Regions from separate parts of the Homo sapiens genome. Here region 1 is linked to region 2. A link is a loop called in an ENCODE intact Hi-C map of the cell type or tissue named here. Cell type or tissue: heart left ventricle. All regions are shown on one strand. Links, peaks and the distances in the headings refer to the core of each region. The heading gives the core; the rest is flanking DNA.

Region 1 (5,385 bases), core at 189-5,188, 390 kb before region 2:
TGTGAGAAAAGCAAGGAGGTCAGAGCAGCCAAGTGCAACAAGGGAGCAGTGTTGAGGTTCGGGATCCCAGAGCCCCACTCACCCAGGGCTGGGTGCCGTTATGCCATTCGTTGCCCCATCTCTCCAAGTCTCTAATTCCTCAGTGTAAATGCGGTGGATTACATTTCCCCTGCTTCACAAGTGTTGGAGGATCCACTGTGAAAACTTTGAAGATTGATTTTTATATTTACGTGTGGGGCTGCCCTAGGAAAAACAGTCTCAGTCACATTCTTATTCCTCCTAGACAGGATGGGCACCATGAAGCCTCCCCCAGCCACTCTGTCTGTAGGGATGTCCCACTCTCTGCTTCTACGGCACCCAGGTGCATCAGTTGCCAGAAGGCCAGCTTCCCCAGCCCCTGCTGGCTTCATGGGCATTTGACCTCTGCAGTCACACAGGGACTCATGTTCAGAAGAGCCCTGTGCATGGTTGAATCCTCTGCCATTGCCATCTTTAAATACTCCATGATTTTATCTTTACACTTGTGATGAAGTCCAATGGGACAATACAGCATGCACCTGAGCAGAGGAGATACGCGTGGTATGTGTGTTTGCTGCCATTCCTTGCCTCATGAGCACAGAATTCTGGTGCTCCCATGATGGTGGGAGTTCAGAAAGACTCAAAGTGAGAACAAGATTACTCAAAGTGAGTACAAGTGTTACATCTTTGATTAAGTATGGGCCTGATGGGCCATGCTTTCCATTCAAACTAGAATTTGACTCAAAATGGAAAGAAGGATATGATGTTCTAAGGACATCATCAGCCAAGGAAGCCTAGCATATTCTTTTTCATTCCTGTTGTTTCTCTGTGTTAGTCAACCACTTATGCCAGTAGTTATGACATAGGAGGAAAGGGAACTAGCCTTTCTTTTCGTTCTTTTCTTTTTGAGATAGGGTCTTGGTCTGTCACCAGGGCTGGTGTGCAGTGGCACGATCTCAGCTCACTGCAACCTCTGCTTCCTGGGCTCAAGCAATCCTGCCACCTCAGTTTCCCAAGTAGCTGGGACTACAGGGGCATGCCAGCACACCCAGAAACTTTTTTTTTGTATTATTTGTAAAGATGGGATTTCACCATATTGCCCATGCTGGTCTCCAACTCCTGGGCTCAAGTGATCCATCTGCCTTGGCTTCCCAAAGTGCTAGGATTACAGGCGTGAGTCACTGCACCTGGCCTTCAGTCCTGTCTTAATCCTCAGTAACTCGAAGGCAGAGGGTGCTGGTAGAATGTATGCATATCCAGAAATGAAATAAAACCAGCAAAGCTAGTTTTTGTGCAGCATTTCCAGTAAGGGATTGGTTGAAAGGCCAGGGCGATTGTGCCATTGTGTGCCTCTGAATGCAATCATCTGTACTGGTTAAACCTCACCGCCCCCAAACCTATTTATGTATAAGTTAGGAAATACAAATTCTATAATTTCTGTGATTCTGCATGTGAGCTACATGCTTTGAGCTAAATGCTTCCATTAGTATTGTAAGATGGCAAGGCACAGGAATGGTAAGATTCGTGCTATCAATTTACGTTTAATTTTTCCAAACCTAGCAGCTATTAAATAGCAAATAATAACACTGCAAGTCAAAAGAGAGACAGCAGGAGAAAGGAAAAGTCCTTATATTTTAGTACCTTTCCTGGCACCTTCTTTCCTGCTTTTTGGAAAAGGGGCCCAGCATTTTCACTTTGCACTGGGCCCTGTGCATTCTGTAACTGGCTCTGGCCAGCTCAACTGGTGCCCAGCAAACACTGTCTCCTGCTCACTGCACTCCAAGTCCCAACTAGGGCCAACAGTGGCAAGAATGAGCTGTCACTGTGAACTCGGCCCTGGTCCCAAAGAGTTTCTGCTGTGATTCCCATCATTTTTATTTTCAAGGAATTAAGGCAAAAACTTCAGGCTCTGTTTGGGGTCAATGTTGGGCCCATTCTCCTTAAGAGGGAATAATAAGTTATTTAATTGTCTATAGGCCAGAGAGCATCATAAGGCACATACATTTTTAAAAATAAAATTTCACATAACCCCAATATATAACAAAAAGAGGAAAAAAAGAGCCAACATAGATATTCTCTGAAATGTGTAAACCCTTTGGAAATTTCCATGACAGAAGGTTTAGAACAGTCTCTAACGGTGATTTGCACACAACAAAAAGTCACATCTGTATCTGATTACCTTATGGAGATTTCCCAGGGACTTTTCCCCAAAGGTGTGTTACAGCTCGTGCTTTCAATAGTAAGGATAGATAAAAGATAGACTGGATTAAGAAAATGTGGCACATATACACCATGAAATACTATGCAGCCATAAAAAATGATGAGTTCACGTCCTTTGTAGGGACATGGATGAAATTGGAAATCATCATTCTCAGTAAACTATCGCAAGAACAAAAAACCAAACACCGCATATTCTCACTCATAGGTGGGAATTGAACAATGAGATCACATGGACACAGGAAGGGGAACATCACACTCTGGGGACTGTTGTGGGGTGGGGGGAGGGATAGCATTGGGAGATATGCCTAATGCTAGATGACGAGTTAGTGGGTGCAGCGCACCAGCATGACACATGTATACATATGTAACTAACCTGCACAATGTGCACACGTACCCTAAAACTTAAAGTATAATAAAAAAAAAAAGAAAAAAAAAGATGTTAACTTTGGATGCTATCCTTAAAAAAAAAAAAAAAAAAAAAAAAAAAAAAAAAAATCCTTGTCTTTTAACACTAGAGGTCACTCTGCAACCGCAAATGCGAAATAAGCACCCTGGGGCTCCAGAAGGTCAGTACAGCTAATCTGTAGAAATTGCTGAACCATGAGCCAAATTTGTACCTAATTACGGGTTGCTTTGATGCAGCCCCGCTCCTATTAAAAGTTTCTCTCTTTCCTGCAGAATTGTGGATGTTGTGACTTATATGTTTCTACTGAGCCCTAATATTTCTCAGCTAAGCAGGGGCATTGCAGGCGCTGTAACCAAGAACACACATCTCTCTACATTCCAGGTTTTTGATGTTCATTATCCAGATGGAAAAGAGCATCTGCCGCTTGGGTATCAAATGGTGATAACTTGGTCTTTATTTCTTTATGAGACTGAGGTCGAGACAGATTTAACACAGCCCTGCATGTGGGCGTGCAAAGACTGCAGGCACAGCACGTTGTGCAGAAACGATTGACAAATATTTTCAGAGTTTCTCTGTCCTGTTTTTGGAGATACATAAAACTGACTCTGCATCCAGTGTATGGAAATAGGGTTATTTGCATCTATTGGGGATTGGAACCCGCAAATGGTTTCTTAATCGAAAATTAAAATCCTTGTGCAGCCTCCCTAGAAGACTTCAATTTCCTTTGGCTAGTTACCCTTTCGGAGTAATTAATGTTATTTCTGATTTGGATTCCTGAGAGTTTGGATATCTGTCTATGCAGTAATTTCACATATAATTGCATGCGAAAATGTGTGTTTTATTTCTTTACTGGCTCCTAATCTGTGGTATTTCTGTCTGTGATGGATGGGAGTTATGAGGGTCTTCACGGTCTCTTCGTTTAGGGAGAGTGGAATTCCTGAGCTGGGCAGGCAGAAAAGACCTGAATATCAAACAATGAAAAATAACGGGAATAGTGGGAGGTTGTCACTCTCTGCAATATCTTCCTGAGGCATGGATGGGAATTTTGCAACAGAGGCAGGTGATACACAGGAAATGCAAAGCTCTCTTCTTTGGAGGGCGGGCTCGGCTCCCATGCTAGAAGTGCCTTGACACTGGCAGCCTCAGCTGGGGTGGAGGGCAGTCTCCTTGCTGTTCCGCTTAGCCCCCAGCACTTGCAGCAGATGAAGAGCTGGTGTGGATAAAGTGGAGCTGCTGTGCTGCTCCTGGGTCCAATTCCTCACATGCGGGGGTGGCCACATTTAGGAAGAGTTTAGCCCTGGACCAGCCAGACCCCTTCCTCTCTGGATTATAGCACAATCGCGCAATCACCCTGACCTCCTCTGTGTTGGATTTTCTGTTGTATTTTGCTTAGATTTAGAGCACTCAGGGTGGTAGAGATCATGACTCTCTGTAAGGAGATAACAAAAATACGCTATGGTCACTTATCTCGGCACCTGGCCCGTCCAACCATCGATTTCCCATCTCGATTCACAAGGTGCTGAATGGAGCCGATCAATTTAACAGCACCGATGGGACTCAAATATTCCCATAATCTATATTATCAGTGGACTTCCTTCCTGATGTCCTCATCTGACCTGGTCACCGTGGCTTCTTGATCGGAGAAATTAAAGCAGGGATTGGGAGGTCTTTATAATGTGAGAATGTCGGCTTTAGCGTGGCCACTCTGGGGGACTGAGGGTTCACCATGCCCACACCCCTGCTGCGAATGCTTTTAGTAATGTGCACGCTTGGATTTAAATTAGGAGCCCCAATTAGTCTCTTGTTTTCTAGCAGCCTGCAAAAACACCATTTAGGGAGGAACTGTTTAGAAAGCAGGTTTTTACTTAATAAACAGTGATCAATCGAATTGATTAACCATGAACACATTCCCACTGAGTCTGTGGGTGGCGCTTGTTGTTGATAATTGCGGTTCGTGAGTACAAGACTATTAAGTGGCTGCTCATAGACGATTTCCCAGCCCTTTCACCTAAGAGAACTGGGGGCGCGCTCTGGGGGTGCCGGCAACTGTTGACAGCATTTTTTGGGTTGGGGCTGTGCCTGAGCCAGCCTCTGCCCCCAGCAGGCCTTTGGAGCATCTCTATCAATTGTGGCCATTTACTAGACACTGGCAGACATTTTTGTAAACCTCGCATCTGTTTTTTCACTAATTCACGCGGTAATTAGGTGTTCTCACGCCGGCTTTGTGGCTTTCCATAAACGGTAAGTGGAACCGCCTGTGCGTTAGAATTAGTGCTGTGTTCTGTGCGAGGCTTATTACCACCGAGGCTCTCTCTCTGCTCGCTGGAACGGCAGCTAGAAAACTGGGAGGAGAGCTTCCTGGCAGCATTAGCAAACTAGCAGCCCCTGAAGGGCGACGAGAAAGATGTAAGTGAGGGCGGGTTCGGCGGGAGAGCCCCCGGTTGCCCTGCGCGGTTGCGGCGCGCGCCTGGAGTTGCGCTTGATGAACGCAGCCCGGGGGCGCAGCGAGCACGGCCGGGCGGGCTGCCCCGGGGCTCCGGGCCCAGCTCCCAGCCCAGGGGACGGACTGTTCTTTGTGGGACAGAGGGGAGAGGACGCCTGCCATTTGGAACCCCTGCTGATGCTCCAGCTCATTTTGGGCAGGTTTCTGAGCCTCTCTTGGCGTAGTTTACCTAATTAACAAAAGTACAGAATAGCAACGCAATGTCTTCTGTTATGTGGGTTAGAACGCCCTTTATGCC
Region 2 (5,385 bases), core at 331-5,330:
AATATACAAAATAGAAAAAAATTGTAGAGAAATAGATGTGCAGAAGTATGTGTGTTGCAATACTGATGGCAAGAGGTAAAATTTGGGAACAAACTAAATGCCCATCAATAGTGAAACAGTTACATAAACTGTTGCCACAAACACATCACAGAAATCTATGCAGCTATTAAATAGGTAGATATTTGTGTATTGGCATAGAAATTCCTTTTTCCAAGACATATTTTTAATTGAAAAAAGCAAGTTGCAGAACAATACATGAAGTGTGATGGCATTTATATTGCTAAAAACATCGCAATTACACATTTCTATAACTATGTATGTGTCTATGTTAATGCAGAGAGAAGATGCCCTCCCTGGAGGGGCTAAGCACGGAAAAGGCCAGAAAGTATTTTTACCTTACATTGAAATATTTTACAAAAATATATCATCTGAAGCTAGTGTATTTAAAAATAAATGTGCCGGGCCGGGTGGTTGGCACCTGTAGTCCCAGCTACTCGGGAGGCTGAGGCAGGAGAATGGCGTGAACCCGGGAGGCAGTGCTTGCAGTGAGCCGAGATGGTGCCAATGCACTCCAGCCTGGGGGACACAGCGAGACTCCGTCTCAAAAATAAATAAATAAATAAATAAATAAATAAATAAATAAAATACTTGTTTAAAATGAAGGGGGAAATAAGATTCTGTATTTTCTTATACTAACAAAAGTCCTATAATTTTTAAGATTTTCCTTCTAATAATTTTCCATTTGTTTCTATTTTTACATAGTTGTGCTAAGTACAAACACAACATTTAAAAATATTATATATAATTATTTTTGAATAAAGATAAGTATATATGTATTATATATATATATTATAAATATAGAAAAGGATGAAGAGGAAAACCAAAGTGTCCCATGATTCCAGTGTCCACACAGTCCTATTTAGTAATGTGGATGCCTAGGAAATGCAAGAAGTTCAGAAAGGAACACAGAAAAATGGAGGCTTTGCTCATTTTGCCTCTAAGCACCCTCCACCCAATTTCCCAAGGACAGTTCCTAGTAATGCTTTTAGGAGGGATCACCACAGCTAATATTTAGTAGGCATTTATTATGTTACTATCAGACACTGTTCTAAAGTACTTTGTAATAATTAGCCCATTTAATTCCCATAGCTCTATGAATTAGGGTCTATTGTTGTTACCATTTCACCGATGAAGAAGCTAAGGCACAGAGAAGCTAAGGACACTGCTGACAATCACACAGCTAGAAAGTGGTGAAGCCAGGATTCAAATCCAGAGAATCTGGCTCCTGAGTCTCAGTATTACCTAGTGCACCACGCTGCCCCGATTACAATAGGTCCTTAATATCACAAACTTATCTAATACCATATGTCTACATGGGTCTTTAAATATCACACAAGGGGCTAGGCGTGGTGGCTTATCCCTGTAATCCTAGCACTTTGGGAGGCAGAGGTGGGTGGATCACCTGAGGTCAAGAGTTTCAGACCAGCCCGGCCAACATGGTGAAACCCCGTCTCTACTAAAAATACAAAAATTAGCCAGGTGTGGTGGTGCGCACCTGTAATCCCAGCTACTAGGGAGGCTGAGGAAGGAGAATCGCTTGAACCCAGGAGGCAGATGTTGCAGTGAGCTGAGATCGCACCATTGCACTCCAGCCTGGGCAACAGAGCAAAAACTCTGTCTAAATAAATAAATAAATATTGCACAAGGAGGTCACAGCATACCTGCTGTGCTAAACCTTGCATTTTCCTTTTGAGAAAAGTTACCTTAATATCAGCTCATTCTAACGACCTTTATCCTTTTAATAAATAACAATATTTTCTATTGTAGGGAAATAACTCTGTTCATGAATGCTACTGCTATTTACTATTTCTTTTTTATTTTATTTTTTTCACTTTTCTTGTTTTATTTATGTTTTCTCCCTCTTCTGGGGTCAGTTTTGTGCCTTGTATTTTCCTTGAAAATGCTCTACTTTTTTTCTGTTTTATATTTCTTTCATTCCTTTATTATCCTCTTCCATGTGTTATGTGAGTTTATTTTATTTTTGTTTTACTTAACATTTTGAACTGGATGTTTAACTCATTAATTTTTTCTTATTTAATTATGTAGGTTTTAATGCCATGAATCGAAAAAACACATTTTTTTCTTGCTGTTCTGCCTTAAAAAAAAAAAAAAAACAAGAATTACTTAAGAGACAGTTTAGAATTTTCTAGATGGTTGACTTTTTCCTTTCCAATTTATACGTCTTTCCTGACTTGCACTTCTTGTTTGATGACTAAGTCTTTTTTTTAATATTATGAAGGCTTATTATAACATTTACCTTTTCCTGCCCATATTTCCCATAGTAATTTAGTTTTTAATTGTATATTTAAATACATTTCATGTTCATATCTAGCACATTGTGTCTTGCATTGAAAATGCAACATTATTGTTTCATTCCTTATAATTTTTGATGGAAAAAGCATGCTATTCTGCATATATCATAATTTCCTTGGCCATTTCTTTAGTGTTAGATATTCATATTGCTTCCAGTTTTCCTCTTACTTATTATATTGAAATCACCTTTCTTAAGGATGTGTTCCTCAACCCCATATTTTGCACTACTTCTACAATGAGAGAATTCTCTAAGTGGGATTGTGTTGGTCATATTGAAGCCCTAGGCCATCTATACCTCTCAGCCTTGAGCAGCCCCGATTCCTACAGGAACCGTGTTAGGCTGCCCTCTCATGGCAGCCACTGTCACTGCACTTGCATGGTTACTTCCACCCTGTTGATGTTGGTCCTCAGAACTGCACTGGGCAATTCAATGAGAGACTGCTCTCTTTGAAGTGAGGTGGGTTTCTCTTTATTCCTAGGATGTTCCTTCTTGATGCCCCGCATTTTCATATACTAAATCTCAGAACCCTTCCCCAAATCATCTCTGAGAGTTGAGACTGACGACATTGCTGGAAAAGAACCACAGAATTTGTACTCTAAGAATAGTTGGGATCATTTTTCTGTAAGCTAATTGTCATGCACTTATCTGTATAAAAAACTACCTACCACTTTTTACCTTCACAAGAAACCTTGAAATATTTCTCTGCAAGTTAATACCCATCACATTTTAACCTTATATATAATGTTACTTTGTAAATGAAAAAGGTTTTTCTTACATATTTTCAGTAGTAATGAATGGCTGGGCCGGGGCTGACCCATGGACATATCCACAAGGGAGGCTAGAGAACCAATCTCTTGCTACAAAACAAGACTTTTCTGCAGTGGTGTTGGGTGCAATGTGGCAGGCTGAGCTGATTCTCTTGTTGTGAAATTGGTTCAAGCCAGCACACACTGAGACCCTCTCTTGACTGTATTCCCTTACTTTCCATGTCCTGCCAATTCTATTTGTCAAGCATCACTCAAATCCATCCATCTCTCCTCCCACTGCCAGCACCCTGCCAGTTCTAGGTGCATTGGTATCTTATCTGGATTTCTGCATGAGCCTCCACCTATCTCCTGCTTTCAGACTTGCCTTTTTAGTCCCTTCTCTGCTTAGAAGTGAGAAGGATCTTTTGGTAAATGGAAGGGTCTTGTTCTGTTTCCCAGGCTGGAGTGCAGTAGTGTGATTGTAGCTCACTGCAGCCTTGAACTCCTGGGCTCAAGTGCTCCTCCTGCCTCAGCCTCTCAAGTAGCTGGGACTATAGGTGTGTGCCATCACACCAGGCTAATTTACTTTTTTTTTTTTTTTGGTAGAGTCAGGGTCTCACTATGTTGCCCAGGCTGGTTTTGAACCCCTGGCTTTAAGCAATCCTTCCATCTCAGTTTCACAAAGTGCTAGGATTACAAGAGTGAGCCACCATGTCTGGCCCTGGGATATTATTTATTTTTTTTACTATCACTTTTTTTTTTGCATAAAAGCCTTTGGTAGTCTCTATAACTCTTGTAATCAAATTCATATTTATTAACATAAGCAGGCTGTGCTTCCTCCGCTGCCTCTGGGCTCTTCTGCATGCTGTTCTCTTGGAACACACTTCTCTCTCTTCTCTATGGGGCTAACTTTGACCAATCCTTAATTCCAATCCGAGGTTTGACTTCTCTGGAGAAATTTTCCTTTATCTTCCAGGTTTCCTATATGCCTCCTGTAATCCAGTATCCCAAAGTTCTCATATTGTGTTAGTTCCAACAAATGAGATTGTAAGCTGTGTAAAGTTGAGGGTATCTTGGTCATGTTTGCTATATCAGTGAGACATTGTGTTTGACTACTAAGAGCAGAGACTAAACAGAATGTGATGAAAGGATGTTTTTCTCACATATCACAATCTAGAGGAAAGCACGTCAGAGCTGGTGTGAGGACTCCATAGGCTCACTGGGAAACCAGTCTTCCTCTGTGTTGCTGCTCTGCACTCTTATCACTTTGCTTTCATCCTTAAGGTTGCTTCATGGTCCAAGACAGCTACCAGAGCTCCAGCCATTACATCCATGATCCAGACAGAAAAATGAAGAAGAGAGGGACAAAAAGAGTTTGCACAGCCATTTTTCTACCATTTAAAGAGATTTCTCATAACCCTCTCCAATAATGTCAGCTTATATCTCATTAGTCAGAACTTAGTTTCGTGGATGTACCTAGCTACAAGCTAGGCCAGGAAATGGCCCTAGAAACAATACCACCCCAACTAAAACAGGTTCTATTATTGGGAAGCAAGATAGGAAAGAAGATAGGCTGGTGACTGGCCTGACATCTGGGTGCTTCCCTCTCTTTCTAGAGCTCCCCAGTTATTAGTGTGCACCTGTGGAAGTCCTGCCTCAGTTCCTCCGCTATCAGTAGAATATCACAGGGGCATTAAACAAATGAAAGAGTGCATTTTTCTGTGTAATCTTTACAGCAATCCTTGGAGGTAGGGACCTTTGTTATCCTCATTATATACACAAGGAAATAGGCTATGACCTTAGTAAGTCATTGTGATTATATATATATGTGTATATATATATAAAACACAATATAAATGTGTGTGTAAATTCTGGCACCATTTTTTTTTTTGAGATAGGGTCTCACTTTGCCACCCAGGCTGGAGTGCAATGGTGCAATTATGGCTCACTGCAGCCTTGACCTCTTTGGGATCAGGTAATCCTCCCAAGTAGCTAGGACAACAAGCACGCACCACCATGCCCAGCTAATTTTTGTAGTTTTTTTGTAGAGATGGGGTTTTGCCACATTGCCCAGGCTGGTCTCAAACTCCTGGGCTCAAGCGATCCACCTGCCTTGGCCTCCCAAAGTGCTGGAATTACATGTGTGAGCTACTGCGCCACACCTCTGACACCATTTGTAACGATGATAAGAATTGATATGAGTGCTGGTGCCCTGGAGTACTCTGCCACGACACTCAACTCAAACTGAGAGAATCAAAGAGGGGA

Evidence for each region. A loop is a pair of places that touch in the nucleus more often than their neighbours do. Peaks named below come from ENCODE experiments on the same cell type or tissue, not always from the same donor. Only the 100,000 strongest peaks of a DNase experiment are listed, where the experiment ranks them.
Region 1: it touches region 2 in a loop (12-fold over the local background); 76 of 110 quality-filtered maps call a loop at or near these places.

Annotation. Positions count from the first base shown.
Region 1 is chr15:98,292,731-98,298,115 of GRCh38, reverse strand. No RefSeq gene overlaps it. Among named protein-coding and RNA genes, the nearest start is that of LINC02351, 130 kb to the left of the region's middle. In heart left ventricle, for the core only: a CTCF peak has its summit at 2,761 (motif pointing right); no DNase peak of the experiment used is centred there; H3K4me3 peaks cover 150 bases; H3K27me3 peaks cover 1,692 bases.
Region 2 is chr15:97,906,827-97,912,211 of GRCh38, reverse strand. No RefSeq gene overlaps it. Among named protein-coding and RNA genes, the nearest start is that of LINC00923, 35 kb to the right of the region's middle. In heart left ventricle, for the core only: CTCF peaks have their summits at 2,519 and 2,722 (motif pointing left); a DNase peak (open chromatin) is centred at 2,701; H3K27me3 peaks cover 1,441 bases.